Linked DNA regions of Homo sapiens: region 1 is linked to region 2. The links are chromatin loops, found by intact Hi-C in ENCODE. Cell type or tissue: PC-3. All regions are shown on one strand. Each heading gives the region's core, and the rest is flanking DNA. Links, peaks and the distances in the headings are about the cores only.

Evidence for each region. A loop is a pair of places that touch in the nucleus more often than their neighbours do. Peaks named below come from ENCODE experiments on the same cell type or tissue, not always from the same donor. Only the 100,000 strongest peaks of a DNase experiment are listed, where the experiment ranks them.
Region 1: a loop joins it to region 2, with 5 times the contacts of the local background. A loop is called at or near these places in 1 of 110 quality-filtered maps.

Annotation. Positions count from the first base shown.
Region 1 is chr1:49,467,210-49,470,136 of GRCh38, reverse strand. All of the region lies in intron 3 of AGBL4 (AGBL carboxypeptidase 4), which reads left to right. AGBL4-IT1 (AGBL4 intronic transcript 1) reads left to right here. Exons shown (of 4, transcript NR_046839.1): 2 at 131-338. Among named protein-coding and RNA genes, the nearest start is that of AGBL4-IT1, 3.4 kb to the left of the region's middle. In PC-3, for the core only: no CTCF peak of the experiment used is centred there; a DNase peak (open chromatin) is centred at 1,106; H3K27ac peaks cover 1,577 bases.
Region 2 is chr1:49,345,439-49,348,365 of GRCh38, reverse strand. The region is part of intron 3 of AGBL4 (AGBL carboxypeptidase 4); the gene reads left to right. Among named protein-coding and RNA genes, the nearest start is that of AGBL4-AS1, 89 kb to the right of the region's middle. In PC-3, for the core only: no CTCF peak of the experiment used is centred there; a DNase peak (open chromatin) is centred at 1,415; H3K4me3 peaks cover 405 bases; H3K27ac peaks cover 2,500 bases.

The DNA of each region.
Region 1 (2,927 bases), core at 94-2,593, 120 kb before region 2:
GTACAGTGAGAAGAAAATACATTTTAGAATACCTACTACATTTTAGACATTGTACTTGAAATTCTCTGTATATAACTTTTAATTTTTAAAATAATTCTGTGGAGTGACTGTTATTATTCTAATTTTACAGGTAGAGAGACTGAGACTAGGGGATATTGAATCATTTACCCGAGGACACACTATTAGGAAGTGTCAGGGTTAGGATTCTATATCCAGTCCTGTCTCGTATTCCTCTCTTACATAGACTCTGTGCTTCAGCCAATCTGCTTAACCGAAGATGAAATTAAAAGATAAAATGGATGCAAAATACTTATTTAGTAAGAAAGCAGTGAATGGAGGTGAGAACACATAGCAAAATTTAAATCAGTGAGTTCAGCTTCTTAGCAGCAGCTTAAATCAAAATTATTATGAAGGAATTTGAAAGAACTGGTTCAATGATAATTTTAACTTTCTGTAAATTTCATTTTACAAACTTTATCTGGTTTAGCAAGAATCATCAACTATTTATGGGACTTAGGGGTGTCTTATGAGATGTCAGAAAGAGTTTGGTCATCTTTGGTATAAATGTATACTACCACTTGTATTTGGTAAAATGCAAAACATACCAAAGTGTATGTATTTGCAGTGCAATTATTTTAAATAATTTGATAATGCACTAACTAAAATATGAATCCCTAAAGCTTTAAGCTCAGAGATAATCTTAGTTGGCCCAATCTCTTATTTGATTGGAAGGAGACTGAAGGAGCTGATCATAATCCTGAAAGATACAATCCTAAACACCATAATCCCAAATGTTGAAATCTCAAAAGATTGAAATATAATACTGGAAAAAATAATTTTAAAAAATTTAAAAGATATTTCCCTACATTTTAAAGGACATTTGAGAAACATAAAAACATGACAAAACATTTCATAGGATATCTTAACAATAAAATAGGCAATAATAACATATGTATTTTTGCAAGCATAAACACTTAAGTATACTAACAACAGTCACATCATTGTAACAGTTATGAGCAGATGAATCATATGCATAAAGAAATAGGTGAAAAGGGAAATGTATAAACATGCATCACTGTGGTTGGTAATTGTGTGTACCCAGCTTTATAATGTGTTCATCTGAAATACCATGACAAACAACCTAAGTCGTTTGATGAGACAGATCAAAAACTACAATGGGTCACCACTGTGTACGTAGTCATCCAAAGAGCTGAGATCTTGAGAAATTTTATATTTCACAAATGTACGTGTACAAAAAGGGCATTTCTTCATTTACTGAGGAAATTTCAACATTTTTATATACACATACAATGCTTATATACAAAGTCAATATTGTGATAATGCACTTTCATGGAGTCAAATTTGCAAAAAATGCATAAAACAAATTAGAACTCTCTAAAGGTCTCCACACAATTTATTCCTTCGGTATTGGAAATGATGTGAAGATGAAATACATAGCATAGTGAATTGTAAAAAAATAATGCTGAAATTTGAAAATAGTGAAGAAAACTAAACGAACGGCAAAGAAAATTTGACATGAGAATGTGTATTACAGGAATAGATTATGGGCAATTGCATAGGGATAATCCATAAGAGCTGGACTGACATGAGGCAAATTATCCTGTGATTGTGATTTTCAAGATTTTAGATGTTAGGGATTTTAGAATTTAGGGATTTGTATTTTGGGGGACTTTGATCTTTCAGAATTTCAACATTCAGGATTATGGCATTTGGGATTGTATCCTTCAGGATTATGATACAAATCTGGGAGCTGATACTCTGAGAGACCAAATGACTTAAGCTCTCAAGTGACTAGCAGTTAATCCAGGACTAGAGTTGGTTGTTCTGAATTCCAGTTCAGTATTTCATATTAAAATAATCCAAAGACATTCCAAATGCAGTTACTTTTCACTATATTTCATGGATTGGTTTCAGGACCTTATGTGTACCAAAATCCTTACATACTCAAGTCCCACATCTGCATTTGATTGAAAACAATCTGTGTATAAGTGGACCCATGCATTTCAAACCTATGTTACCTATGTTGTTGAAGGATCAACTGCAATTTTATTTGTCTAAAGATAAGATTTTGCCTAATTTTAAATGTCATTTAAAATTTGCAATTGTTTAGTCTTATTAGCTTAATGTTTTACAATGCTATAATTTGATAATTGCACTTGCATATCAGGGCCTAAGAAAATACAGTTAAAAAGCATGAAATGTCTTACCTAGAAGGACTTTATATAGTTAGCATAAAGTCCACCCAAATGGGAACTCTTAAAGGAAAGGAACATATTTCAACTATTTTTTAATTTTCTGCACTTGTCTTAGGTCCTACTTGAATTTTAGTCGAATGTGTGAATAAACTGTAATACTTTTAAATATTAGAATTGAACAAGACCTTAAGAAATCGTGAAGTCCAACACCTTAATTTTAATCATAAGGAAACTCATAACAAATGACAGTATATGGCTTAAGGTCATGCAAACTAAAAATGTAATGTACTTACACAGACTTTTCTAGTGCAATAAAGACCCTTCCCTTCTCAGGCCATAGATCACACAGTAGTCCTGCATTGCTCATAGTTGACGTGGATGGTGCCCTCACAGTTGTATAGATGCACATAGTGTCTTGGTGCATGAGATAGATAATTACTGCCCCTATTTTACAGATGAGGAAACAGGCCTAAAGAGAAAGGGACTTACCCAAGCTAGAGACAAATTATGTGTATGAGAACAAATATTGAACCTCTTCTATCTGACAGTTTAGTAGTTTTTATTTCTTACAATACTCCAGGCTGGAATAGTTCATTTGATCTTTCATGTCTAACCACTTAACACTTTCTAAACAACACATAAAGCAGATACCCAAGATTGCATACTATTTATAGTTCTATTTCTGGCTCACATTGTCTTTCTAACTACTCA
Region 2 (2,927 bases), core at 205-2,704:
CACTGCTGAAAGCTCCGCCTCCCGGGTTCATGCCATTCTCCTGCCTCAGCCTACCCAGTAGCTGGGACTACAGGCACCTGCCACCATACCCGGCTAGTTTTTTGTATTTTTAGTAGAGACAGGGGTTCACCGTGTTAACCAGGATGGTCTCAATCTCCTCACCTCGTGATCCGCCTGCCTCAGCCTCCCAAAGTGCTGGGATTACAGGCGTGAGCCAACGCGCCTGGCTTTGTCTTCCTCTTATAAGTATACTTGTGACTGCGTTTAGGGCCCACTCAAATAGTCCAGAATAATGTCCCAACCTCAAGATCTCTAACTAAATCGTATCTGCAAAGCCTTTGCCATAAAAAGTAATATTTACAGATTCCAAGAATTAGTGTTACTGGAAAGGGACCCTGATCCAGACCCCAAGAGAGGGTTCCCGGATCATGTGGAAGAAAGAATTTGGGGCAAATCAACTGAGTAAAGAGAAAACAAGTTTTTTTGTTGTTGCTGTTTTTGTTTTTTAAGACAGAGTCTCACTCTGTCGCCAGGCTGGAGTAGAGTGGCAAGATCTTGGCTCACTGCAACGTCTGCCTCCCGGGTTCAAGCGATTCTCCTGCTGCAGCCTCCCGAGTAGCTGGGACTACAGGCGCCTGCCACCACGCCCGGCTAATTTTTTTGTATTTTTAGTAGAGACAGGGCTTCACCATGTTGGCCGGGATGGTCTCAATCTCCTGACCTTGTGATCTGGCTGCCTGAGCCTCCCAACGTGCTGGGATTACAGGCGTGAGCCTCCACGCCCAGCTGAAAGCAAGTTTATTAAGAAAGTAAAGAAATAAAATGGCATGTGGGCGCCTGTAATCCCAGCCCTTTGGGAAGCTGAGGCGGGCGGATCATGAGGTCAGGAGATCGAAACCATCCTGGCCAACACGGTGAAACCCCGTCTCTACTAAAGATACAAAAAATTAGCTGGGCGTGGTGTTGTGCACCTGTAGTCCCAGCTACTGGGGAGGCTGAGGCAGGAGAATGGCATGAACCCGGGTGGCAGAGCTTGCAGTGAGCTGAGATCGTGCCACTGCACTCCAGCCTGGGTGACAGAGCAAGACTCCATCTCAAAAAAAAAAAAAAAAAGAAAGAAAGAAAGAAAGGAAATGGCTACTTCATAGACATAGTAGGCCATTCTCCAAAGCAAGAGGAGGATTGCATCAACCTTAGGTACAATGCTTGTTTATATAGAAGATAACAAAGATAAAAAAATCTACAAGGGCTTGTGACAAAGGATTGTTAATCTTTGTGTAACTACTGGCTTCCACAAGAATCTATATTAGCTTTAAAGTGAAACTTAAACTAAGAATGCTTTTGTTCTTACAACATTGGAAGAACATCAGGATATTTCCTGGGTCTCTTAAATCCTAGGTTTGCTCAGTAAACATTATTAACCTGCTCCCTTAACCATAAATATCCTATGATTAAGAATGCCTAAGCTCCTGGAAATGCAGTCCAGCAGGTCTCAGTCTCATTTTACCCAGCTTCTATTCAAGATAGAGTTGCTCTGGTTCAAAAGCCTCTGACATATTTCCCCCTTTTCTTTTACAAGGGGATCCTTAATCCTAAGAGTTGTAGAAGGATGAAGATCTATCTTCTGTAAGTTCTTCAGGCGAAGTAGGAGCAGTGATATTCCTACCTAATGTTAGGGTCTCTTGTATTCAGGATAGAGAGTAGCTCAGTCAGAAAGTATCAGTATGGTGAGGACCATTCATAACTTTGAATCCCAACAAAAGGTGAAATCTGGAAGACAAATAAGTGTTCAATTTAAGAAAACACTGAATAAGCTTATCCTGCATTCCTGTACAAAGAGTACGACAGCAATATAGTCCACAACAGTGAAGCAAAATAAGTAAAATCTTCCCAAGTAAACTGAATAAGAAGGCTTTTCATGAACTGGGAAATTGTTGGAACCAAGCTGACGTGGGATCACCAGGCAATTCCAGTATGTATCCAGAATTACAATACTGATCTAAATATTTTATGCTACTTATCCCTCTTGTTTCCTCTGAGCAGCAGCCAGAGATCACTGGTTGGTTCACAGGAATAAGCAGTCTAAATTGACAGAAAACAAAAACAAAACAAAAACCCTCAAAAACAACAGACGAGAGTAGAATCTAATACTAGGTATAACATAGTTTTTGAAACATAATTTTCCTCTCTCTAGTCTCTCATTTTTACCACAGACAAATCATGATATGACCAGTTAGTTTGCAAAATAAGTTTTGGTCTTATTAAACTTGGACTGATTATAAAGTGCAGCAAGAATAATTATTTGCCATATAGGCGCTTTTTAAAATTGGCTTTGATGGAACGAAGTTCCATCAAGAATCTTAGATTAAACTTTTTAAGCTTTGAGCTCAGCCCAAGGGTCTTTTATTGGTTCTGTAAGTCAACTTTGATTCCTTAAAGCAGTCTGCTTATATTTGAAATCAAGCAATTCCAGTCAAAGCCTTGGTAAAATAACCAGTGTCTCCTCCAATTTTGTCCTGTTACAAAAGAATATAGATTCTTATTGCACTTGTCCAAATAACTATATTTTCATAAGTTAAGAATACTCACAAATAGTTTTTAAATTTTAGAGAAATCAGGCAGAGAGAAAGAAATATGCCCCAAATTTTGTTTATAGGAGTATACTTTACTCAATTGTTAAAAGCTATAATAGCTCAAAAGAAAAGTTTTCTTGACTGAAAAACAAAACAGAAAGTATCACCAACAATTTAGGCAAAAAGTCATCAAAAGATTATTTCAGTCTTTTATTAGCCTAGGCAATTTCTCTTTTGCTTAATATTTATGAACAGATGAGTTGTCCAAGGGAGATCTGGAATTTTTTTTTCCTCTCTATTTTAATGGCACCCTTCTCACCCTTTCCAAAGTTATTGGAGACCTACATTAAAGAG